2 separate regions of the Mus musculus genome follow, and region 2 is linked to region 1. Evidence: chromatin loops called from intact Hi-C (ENCODE). Cell type or tissue: left cerebral cortex. All regions are shown on one strand. Region 1 overlaps Lrig1 (leucine-rich repeats and immunoglobulin-like domains 1). Region 2 overlaps Lrig1 (leucine-rich repeats and immunoglobulin-like domains 1).

Region 1 (5,000 bases):
CTAGGAAACTCTTTCGTCCCTGGGAAATGCAACTCGGAGGAACTAATCATGAGAACGGATGCAAGACAGAGGTACTGCCACCTTAACCTTTAACTGGTGAACTCCACAGAGGAAGCCAGGGCACACATGCACAATGTAACTGTCCGCCCAGCCCTTATGAGATAGGATACTATCATCCCCTTGAAAAAAACGGGGACAAAGGGCTGGAGAGTGGAGATACCAGAAACAAACCTTAAGAAGAACTTTCAAGCTTTCCACCCTCACTCCGAGGTGACGGGTGGCACCCGGTGCCCCCACCCCGTGCGCCCTGCAAGGTGGATGGCACCAACATGTATAGCAGAGTAAAAATAAAGGAAGTTCTATTCATGCCATTCCCATCCATCACACTCATCAGACACCAGGGTATAAGGACCGGGTGCCCATTTAGAGAGGATACAAAGAACAAGGCAGGGGGAAATCAAAGAGTACAAGACCCAGGGAAAGGAAGAAACCACTTTTAGAACAACTTTTATTAGCAGATTTGCGGAACTGCGTTTTAGAAGTCTATGCAAAATATGTTTGGGTCAAAAGAACAGATGATAAAGGCCCGAGAGAGAGCTGAGCACTTGTGTACTTTCTGCTCTGTTGGAAGACCTGTATTCAGTTCCTAGCATCTAGACCAGGCAGCTCATAACTGCCTAGAACTCCAGCTCCAAGAATCCAACACCTTTGGCATCCAAGGACACCTGCATTCATGGGTATATATGCCACATACACACACTCAGGCGTACACATAATTTAAAATAATGGACATGAGTATTTTTAAACCTACAAAGGAAGCACTAGATTACACAAAACATAACAGCACACAAACATAAAGCAAAAAGCTCTTGGATGAGAAAAAGAATGCCCACCCAAGAGAGTGTGGACACAAACTGGCAGTTTGCAATTTAACTGGTGAAAAACTGAAATTTTCATTCATACATAAAATATGTGGACTAAGTCAATAAATGAATGTGACTTCCACTGTACAAAGTTTAACGTCTGGTCTTCAACAAGGTCTATAAGGAAATAGAACCAAAACTGCTACGTTACTAGGAACAGCAGCAGTCAAGGTTTCCGCACAGAGCAAGAAATAAAGTAATGAAGTCCACCCTTAATGGACCCCACTGGTTTGGTACAACCCCTAAACCTCCCACAGGCCAGACACCAATTGAGATTTCTGTGTATTTTTCTTCCTCTGCCTGGGACATTTCCCCTCCACCCCTTTCTCTCTCCTGTCTCAGACAAAGCTTTAACCTTTGAAAGAACATCCATTGTAATCAACTCTGGATAGCAACACAACCTGAAGTTCGGTTTGCTCCTGATAAAGACCCCCTGGGGATTGCTGAGGAGGGGGAAGGACCCCAGTGAGTAAATGTCACCAAGCTCATCAAAACTAGTTGAAAGTTAGGCTTACATAACCAGGAAACCTAGTCTTACAACTATAGGGAAAGAGGAATCCCCTTTAGGTTTTAAACAAATGTGGGGAAAGAGAAGGGAGAGAAGGAGGGAGAAGAGAAAGAGGAGGAGGAAGAGGGAGAAGAGGACAAGGAAGAGAAAGATGACAAAATCAACAAAACCACCACCATTCTTACTGCTTACAGCAACTTTCAATTCAAAGGATCCCTCTTCTAGATTTCCCTCTCACTTCTAAAAAGCCATGGGCTACTTCAAACGGCCACCATCTGGCCTTCCTATCTCACAGACCTCTCTTCCAGGCAGGTGCATATTTTAGAGCCAGGTGTCTCAGTAGCCTCTAGCAGGCTCTGGGGCATTTCTAGCTCTACTGACAAGGCTTTGCACCACAGAAACACTTCTGCAGAGAAGGGAAGAGACTCTTTCATGGCGAGCATAGGGCCTGACAGTGGAAAAGGTCAGCCAGAGGGCAACCCAACTGGTCAGGGAAGCAGCCCAGGGAACCCAGGAGAGATAATTAGCCAAAGAGGGAGGAGGCTAGAGAGCAGGCATATGGGGACATGGGACAGAAAGAAGCTCTTAACACAGCATACTGCACTGTCTGTCCCCAGCCTTCTCAAGATCTTGCCAAGAACTACTGCCTATAATCCACTCAGAAGTCCAAAGTTTGTGAAATCTAGTAACTATATGTAATTATAGAACGGGTTGAGCGTGTGGATTCTTAAAATAGTGCCCTGGAGGGGGACAATGTGGTGAGGATAGGGCTCAGTTAACAGAATGCCTGCCTAAGAGTAGGCAAAGCCTTGGGTTCCATCCCATTCTTACAGATCTCTTCAATATGGCCCCAGAGCAGAGAAAGCTTTGAAAGGTGCAAATCCCCTCAAGGCCTGTAGGGCTGGGGGTGGAGCTCCTCCGCAGGAAAGCACAGTTGTTTAGCACGTCCCAGGCAGTGAGTTCAGATCCCTAGCACCACAAAATAAATAAATCCGTCTCTACTTCAAACAGCCTCTGATCCCAAATCGACACAAGCTCAAGGTCTGCTGAACTCTTAAAGTGATATGAGACCAATGTAAAAGAAAGGGCGAGGAGGGACTGACTATCAACCAGCTGGGTACTTCATTTAAACGTACACATCTGCACATGTGCACGCGTACACACACAGCAGTTTGGATTCTAAAAGGATTTGGTCATCTGATTTGAATAATGATAGAAGGTCATTTCCAGAACCTTAACTCACAACACTTTGCACACCAAGCCCTTGAAGCACTGCTGGAGAATCTGACAGACAGGGGTTGTCCTTGTGTCCCAACTCTACAGTGAAAGCACAGAATGCATATTGTCTAATGTAGCCAAAACCAACACTTATGTGCTTAAACCATCGAAGCTAGATTTGAGGCAGCCAACCTGATACTGCAAATACGTATATGATACAAGAGAAGCCAAAACAATAAGTGCTCACTACTGGCACTCGAGATGGCCACACTTGGTGTCCTTTCCTAAAGGCCCTTGCTTTTGAATCCCTGTTCCCTTCCCCCACTGAACAAGGATCCAAGGACTGCCCTCCTAAGCCCGCCTCCCTCCCACTCCCAACCATCAGTTAACTCTCAGAATGTTAACACTAACACTATTTTGTAACTAAACCCTCTGTTCAAATTTAGACAGGTGAGAAACAGTCTAAAGTAAATCTGTAATGCTCTTTAAGGAGCTTCTGAAATCATGCTCTCAAAAATAGTTTGAAGGAAAGCAAACACCTAAGTTCTAAGAAGTTCAGCCTCTTGTAAGGTTCTGGGAGGTGTTTGGCGCTGTTTATGAGTGTTCTGGTCGGACCATGCCAATCTCTCCTATGCAACAGGACAGGCGACTCAGCTATGCTCCACACCACTCTACATAGCCATAGAGAGTAAGTTATCCCCAGCCTTGGAAAGGGTTCTGTTCTCCTCCATCAGCATCACCCTGCTTTTTCTACTCACACTAAACTTTTATTCACTATTAAAAACGTTTAGCTTCTCTACACTTGGCCTACGAGCAACTCCAAAGGTAGATGTACTGTTTACAAAAGGGGGAGGAGTCCCATAAAGCCATAGGTCTCCTGCTATCGCAAACCCACAGCCTGAAACTGTTTGAGCAGGCTGCAGTAAATCTACTTCATAGGCTTATAAACTAGCTCAAAGCATTTTCTAGACACAATGACCTTAAAAGGTGTAAATGCAGTGAAAATACAAGATACTTTATTGTATTACATACGGAGACTTTCTCCACTGCTATCCTGCCAAAAAGTAAAAGCAATGGTTTAAAAGGAAAGTGCTGGTATTGGAGATACGGTTCAGAAGTAGCTGAGCTTGCCCAGCCTCGCGTGCTGCAGCCCTTGGGTGCAACCCTCAATACCAGTGGGGGGAAATATGTTGAGAAACATGAAGGTTAGGAGACAATTCACACTTGATTTCACTTTAAGCAGAAATAAAATAAACTCGTGAGTATTCTTCAAAGGCCCGTGTGTGTGTGTGTGTGTGTGTGTGTGTGTGTGTGTGTGTGCGCGTGCGTGCGTGCGCGCACATGCCACATACTAACCCAGAAACCAAACTGCTTGAATATTAAAACTAATCCATTAAAACCATCTTCAGTAGAGGCCTATCTCCTGAAGCCCAGAACACTCAGTCTGGTATTTACTGATCACTAAATTGTGTGAGTAAGAGAGACTACAATTTTAAAGGTATTTATGCTGTGTGAATTGTCACTTGTAGGCAACTGAAAGCCTAAAAATGACCAGCAAGTTCTGCTCCAAGGAAGGGCAAGCCAAGGTAGGTCTTGTGACAAAAAGAAAGTACAAATAAGAGCACTCTGTCCTCTCCAGGAAGTGTGGCTTGGGAACGGAGAGCCTTCCTCAGAACACCCCTGACACATGGCTTTGCAAGTCTTCCAACAAGTGAACACTTGAGAACATTCTCTGACTCTACCCACATAGTTCTATTATTTAATAATAATAATAATATTCCATCTTAAGTATGCAAAAAAAACCCCAAAATGTCCCCAAACTGCCTCAGTTATTAATAGATAAAAATCTTAGCAGAGAGCAATAGTGTGTCTACCTCCCAGTAACTGACAGAGCCACTGTTCAGCCCCACTCTAAGACCAGGCATTTTCAGTAGTGAATTCCAGAGAGGAAGCAGATACTGAAGAAGAGAAAAATCCTCAAGGCAGCAACAGTAGCAGAAGGGTCTTTGCTGGCTTCAGAACTCCCACAGCAGATTGCCCAAGTGACCAATGTGAAGACCCAAGCCCCTCACTCTAAGAATACAGTCTTCTTGTTAGAAAAGAATCAACTTCTCTCCTTCAAGACGGTCAGATACCCAGCCCCTAGTTTTCTGCAATGAAGCCACAGGTGTGAGTTAAAGCCTGTGTCATCAATTTTCGCTTTTTAAAACAGCAAATGTCATGACTGAAGCTACTGCTGTACTACTTCTGTGTCCTAGGAAAGACATTCAAAAGCTCAAATGAGACGCAGACTACTCAAGCTAGGCCTTTCTCTGGAAGGTACTAATAGTTCTAGAGATGCTAATTACTGA
Region 2 (5,000 bases), 51 kb before region 1:
CTGTAGCTGGAACCTGAATTAAAACTCACTGGAGAGATGGATGACAGCAGTCTGAGTCATCCTAATGTCACCAGCTCAATGCTTTCCCACTCCCTCAGAAGGGTTCCAATCAGATGTCACTGACCAGTGTGTTCTAAAAGCCACATCTGCCTTTAATCCCCAGGGACACATGCTGGGATCCCCAGTACTGGCTGGGATTTCTAAAGGCTTGGACTTCCTTCCATACCTGCAGGAAGGGAATCTGTCCTGATATCTGGGCAGGGAAGCGTGTTGTCTATCAGCCATGAGACCATTAGAATTTCCATCTACATACAGACATCCTACAGGGAAAAGCCACAGATGTTTTCATTCCTGGTCAAGGCCACCACCGTGGCCCTCAGATGCTCTTTCAGCTTTCTCTTCCCCAAGATTGTTTTCCTTGTTTCTGACCCTAGCGACCGTAGTCTACCTATGAGGTACATCTGCTACCTCACACGCCCTAGCACATCCACCATGTTTCCCTGCATCCCCCTCCACTAGACTTTAGCAGACTACCAGGCTGTGAAGCCCCCATCCCTGGCACAACCGAAGGGCGAAGGGTGCAGCAAGACCAGCCTGGCCTCTCCTGACTTAGAGTAAAGGAGTCTAAGGCCAGTGTCTTACGTGGTCAAGGTCATGGCCCGTGCCTGTAGGAGAGAAAACTCTACAGAACAATGAGGAGCAACTGCTCTCCTAGCCTTCGGGCAGTTGTCTCTGAACGACCAAGTCAGACAAAGCCAGGCAGCACCCGTGTTATTGCACAGTGCCTTGCCCCTAACGGTCCACTAAGTGGATTATTCTTCCTGTTACCAGGATGGAGAAGGAGAAAAGGTAGGAGATGGCAGATACCAAAACAAGATGGGAAGAGGACCTTTTAAGGCCAGCAACATACTCCAGGTACTCTGACCAAGTAACCATAGGAATAGTCTCTCTCCTCTAAGGGCTCTATCCCAGCAAGGGTTTTCATGAAAGAGACCCCACACAAATGCTGGTTTGTGAGGGGAACACCAGGAGTCCAAACACCAACGGGCTCTGTCACCAACTCTTGTGGTCCCTCTTCCTACTGACCTCACCATCCAGGACCAGAAAAACTGATGTAACTAGGATGAGAAACAACAGGGTGACCTCAACAACAGGGTGACCTCATTCCACATTCCCAAGCAGAGCACAGACTCCTTCATATGGCCATCCTTCATGTCATGGCCATCCTTCATGTCATCCTTGGGTGTCAAGTTTACCAGGACATCGTCTATCCAATGTGGTACGCCAGAGGCAGGATACATGGGCTGTCAGTGTGTGTGGGGACCACTCTAAAAGTCCTAGACGGAGAAAGGGAGGACAGAGCTCTCACCAGAGTCTGACAGCAATCAAATTTTCACTCTTACTATTTTGCACAATTGCCACTGTGCTTTCCAATTTGGTAAATAAGCTTATTTAAAAAATAAAAATAAAAACCAGTTAAATGTGCATTAGATGCTGAGCTGTAGGACCTAATCTTTTTTAAAATTATTTTCTTAGATTTTATTTATTTTTATGTTGTAGAAGTGGTTTTGTTTTTGTTTTTCTGAATATATATCTGTGCACAAGTGTGCAGTGCCTACAAAGGACAGAAGAGGACACCAGAGCTCCTGGGCCTGGAGTCATGTAGGTGCTGGGAATTGAATATTAGTCCTCTGGAAGAACAACCAGGACTCTTAACCACTGAGCCATCACTCTGGCCCTCCTGAGTCCTAATCTTTAACTGGAAATACCTAGGTAAAGAGTATGTATGGGGCATAGCCTTCATTAATTAGCTATGTGTGCACTGTGCACAGATGAGAATTCCGGGTACTGCAGTCTGGAGTCTCCTATAGAACCCTGTACCCTAACATAGTCTCACAGCATGTGAGCCTACTCCAGGTGGTAGACCCTTTAAAAAGCCACTGTAGTTGGAACCTGGATTAAACCCACTGGAGCTTGTCCACAGATAGGCTGGCCTTCCCACTTTGCAGATGGAAATAACTTTGTACCAGAATGTAAATCCCACCCACAGTCTCAGAGATGTGGAAAAGCCTCAAGATGGAGGAGGGCAGTAGTCAGATCCCTGGGGAAGAGATCATCACTGGACAGAACCCAGAACCTCCCCTCAGAGAGAAGCATCCCCAGTGAGGGGCAACCACGTGATCAGAACAGCAGTAGGACCTGTCTTTACAGATGCCAAGGAAGCAAATGAAACTAGGAAACATTGTATATATACCCCTAGTGACCCACACACCTGCAAAGAACGTCCCACGCCCTTAGTGCACAAGCTATAAACACATTGTTGCTCTAGGGCATTAGACCTATTGTCCAAGGAGAAGCCTTCCACCCTCTGCTCCCAACCATACCAGTCAAGGCTCATCCAGGTCCACACTGAAGAGGCTACATCCTGGCTGGGAGTTATCCAGCTAACTAGGGTGCAAGCCCAGGTGTTCTCAGACTCCCAGCTATGATGTCCTGTGTGCAGAAGAAGCACAAGAAGATAACAAAAAGGAAACTGGTGGAGCCGGGATGTCTTAGAAATTTCTTCAGGGGCACCAACGGGCTGCCTGCCACTGAAACATTCCCCTAGATCCATAAGCCAGCTTTGAAACAGCCCTGCAGTTCCAGGCAGAGGAGGAAGCTGTTTCAGCATTTGGCTGCAGCCTCTGAGACAAAGTCCTCTCCCTCTGGGGAGTTATACCATGTTGTGCCTTTAAAAATAAAACCAGGCCTGTTTCCTGCCTCATCTGGAAGACTTTTGATCTACTGATTATAAGATTTAGATTCTCTCTTACCACACGATTTCCCAAGCCTTTCAGCATATGAATTAAGTACACTTGGAGATTCAAGGATGGGCTCATGAGCAGGCCCTTTCATGATGCCCTCCTTATCCACCCCATAGGTGACACAACTGCCACAGGACCAGAGCAACACCACGGTCAATGCCACTGTTCTGCACCCCTGAATACCAGACCCCAGTCCAGTCTGCTCTGCAGGCCCCACCAGAGCACGCGTGTGCTCTTTTTTTCTTGGAACTGCATGCTTTTAAAGCAAGCCATTGTGCACTTAAATGCCAAAGGTAAGCCTGCAAAACATATGGAGGGGAAAAAAAGAGAGAGAGAGAAAAAAAATCTTTTAGCTTAGCACTAGGCAAATTCTTAGACCTGACCCTAAAAGCATAATCCAGAAGGTGGTGGACTTGACCTCAGACTAGAGGAAAACATATTCAAACCACACATCCAACACAGGCCCAGTATCTAGAATATGTAAAGACCTGCAGAACTGAAATACCAAAAGTAAAGTAAAATACTAGTTTGAAAATAAGCAAGAAGTCTGACATTTCAGCAAAAAGATTCACAGATAGTTGGGCACTTGGGTCTTGGGTGCAAGAGCCAGCCTGGGCTGTATCAAAACCAGCAAAATATAAAAACAGCCCACAGGTAGCCAATAAGGCTGAAGATGATTGGTCACAGCAGTCTTTCTCAGAACAATCAAAGCCTGGAAGGACCACAGGTGTCCTTCAGTGGTGAAAGATTAGACCCAACCTGGTAGCAGAAAGGAACAAAGTATCAACACACAAACCCCACCAACCTCCAGGGAATCACACTCAACAGAAGGACCAATCCCAACAGACTGTGCTGTCCAGTCCGTTTCCTCTTCAGAACACGTTACAAGGAAGGCAGTGGGTGTGGCCATGCAGGAGGAGGGCCTTTAGTGGGGATGGATACGTTCTAGGACTTGACTATATGATATGAATGTCCTGGTTGTGAAATTTTACAAGATTGCACCACAGAGGAAATGGAGCTAAAGCTATTCAGAGAATTTCTATTTCTCACAGCCACTTGTCAATCAACAATTTACTTTAAGGTACCAAAGTAAAACGTGTAACAAGAACAAAATGCCAGGACAGTCACAGCTACCAGAAGGCCTGGTGGAGTAAGAGAGCTATACTCCACAGCTTCCAATGAAGGAACTAATATAACAGAAAGTCAAGAATGAGCATGCGCACACGCGCGCGCGCACACACACACACACACACACACACAGTCTCTGAACTCCAACAGGTTTACAAGAGATCATTCAGAAGGAATTCCTGCAAGTAAGATCAATTCCAGGCAGACAGACTATGTAATTCCAGGCCTCCTGATTTCAGGTAAAGGAAAGCAATAGTCTCAGAGCACAGCAACAAAGCAAGAGCCACCTCACCGCAACCTGAAGCTACAGGAGATGGTAGGAAGCAAGGAGATCCTATTCACCTTCACCCCAGAGCCACGTGGTCCAGAAGTGACTCCCCGGCAGCTCTCCCAGGGAAAGTACCTTTTTATCCCCCAAGGCTCTGTCCCAAGCAGCTGTGCAGAGGCTGCTGGCACTGGAGACAGGGCCCAGGGTGCCAGTGCTGCAGCCTCCCCACACTCAGCACCCAGTTAAGAAGCTGGGAAGAGAAACCACAAATTGGCACCTTTGCCTCAGCTGTTTGGGTTTGAAATACATCCAGGAAGTGAGGAGAGTACTCCGGAATCTGCCCTAGAGTCATGTCTTCAAGGGCAGGTCCCCATTGTGGGCAACTCTGCTGGCATTACCACAAAGGGGGCTGGGGCTCTGCAGAGGCTTGGCAGCAGGATCACGTCCCTGGATGTGCTCTTAGGAGTAGACAGCCATAAACGCCCCACCACCACCACCAGAAGCAGCAGCAGCTATGTGAGTGAGAGGATGGGGAGGACTAGCCTGAAGTGCAGAGGCAGGAAGCCTTTCCAAGGATTTGCAATCTTTAATGAGAATGATACCAAATGAGCTCACCTGAGGCTGACAGAATGCTTGCAAAGCAAACACTACCTGGACAGACCGCATCTTGCCCCACACCCCGAGGGGTCTCACACCTAATACAACTTGATATGTCAGCTCAGGATTTGGCATATCAAGTTGTATTAACCCTCCTAAGCTCCCAGACCACAGATTCCAGAACAAAGTGAGCAGCCAGCTTG

The links. Hi-C counts contacts between places; a loop is a spot of excess contacts. Peaks named below come from ENCODE experiments on the same cell type or tissue, not always from the same donor. Only the 100,000 strongest peaks of a DNase experiment are listed, where the experiment ranks them.
Region 2: it touches region 1 in a loop (2.0-fold over the local background); 13 of 42 quality-filtered maps call a loop at or near these places.

The regions. Positions count from the first base shown.
Region 1 is chr6:94,693,362-94,698,361 of GRCm38, forward strand. The region is part of intron 1 of Lrig1 (leucine-rich repeats and immunoglobulin-like domains 1); the gene reads right to left. Among named protein-coding and RNA genes, the nearest start is that of Lrig1, 4.3 kb to the right of the region's middle. In left cerebral cortex, a CTCF peak has its summit at 2,333; no DNase peak of the experiment used is centred here; H3K4me3 peaks cover 531 bases.
Region 2 is chr6:94,642,174-94,647,173 of GRCm38, forward strand. All of the region lies in intron 3 of Lrig1 (leucine-rich repeats and immunoglobulin-like domains 1), which reads right to left. Among named protein-coding and RNA genes, the nearest start is that of Mir7041, 38 kb to the left of the region's middle. In left cerebral cortex, a CTCF peak has its summit at 1,631 (motif pointing right); DNase peaks (open chromatin) are centred at 129, 2,014, 2,646, 4,495 and 1 more place; H3K27ac peaks cover 1,678 bases.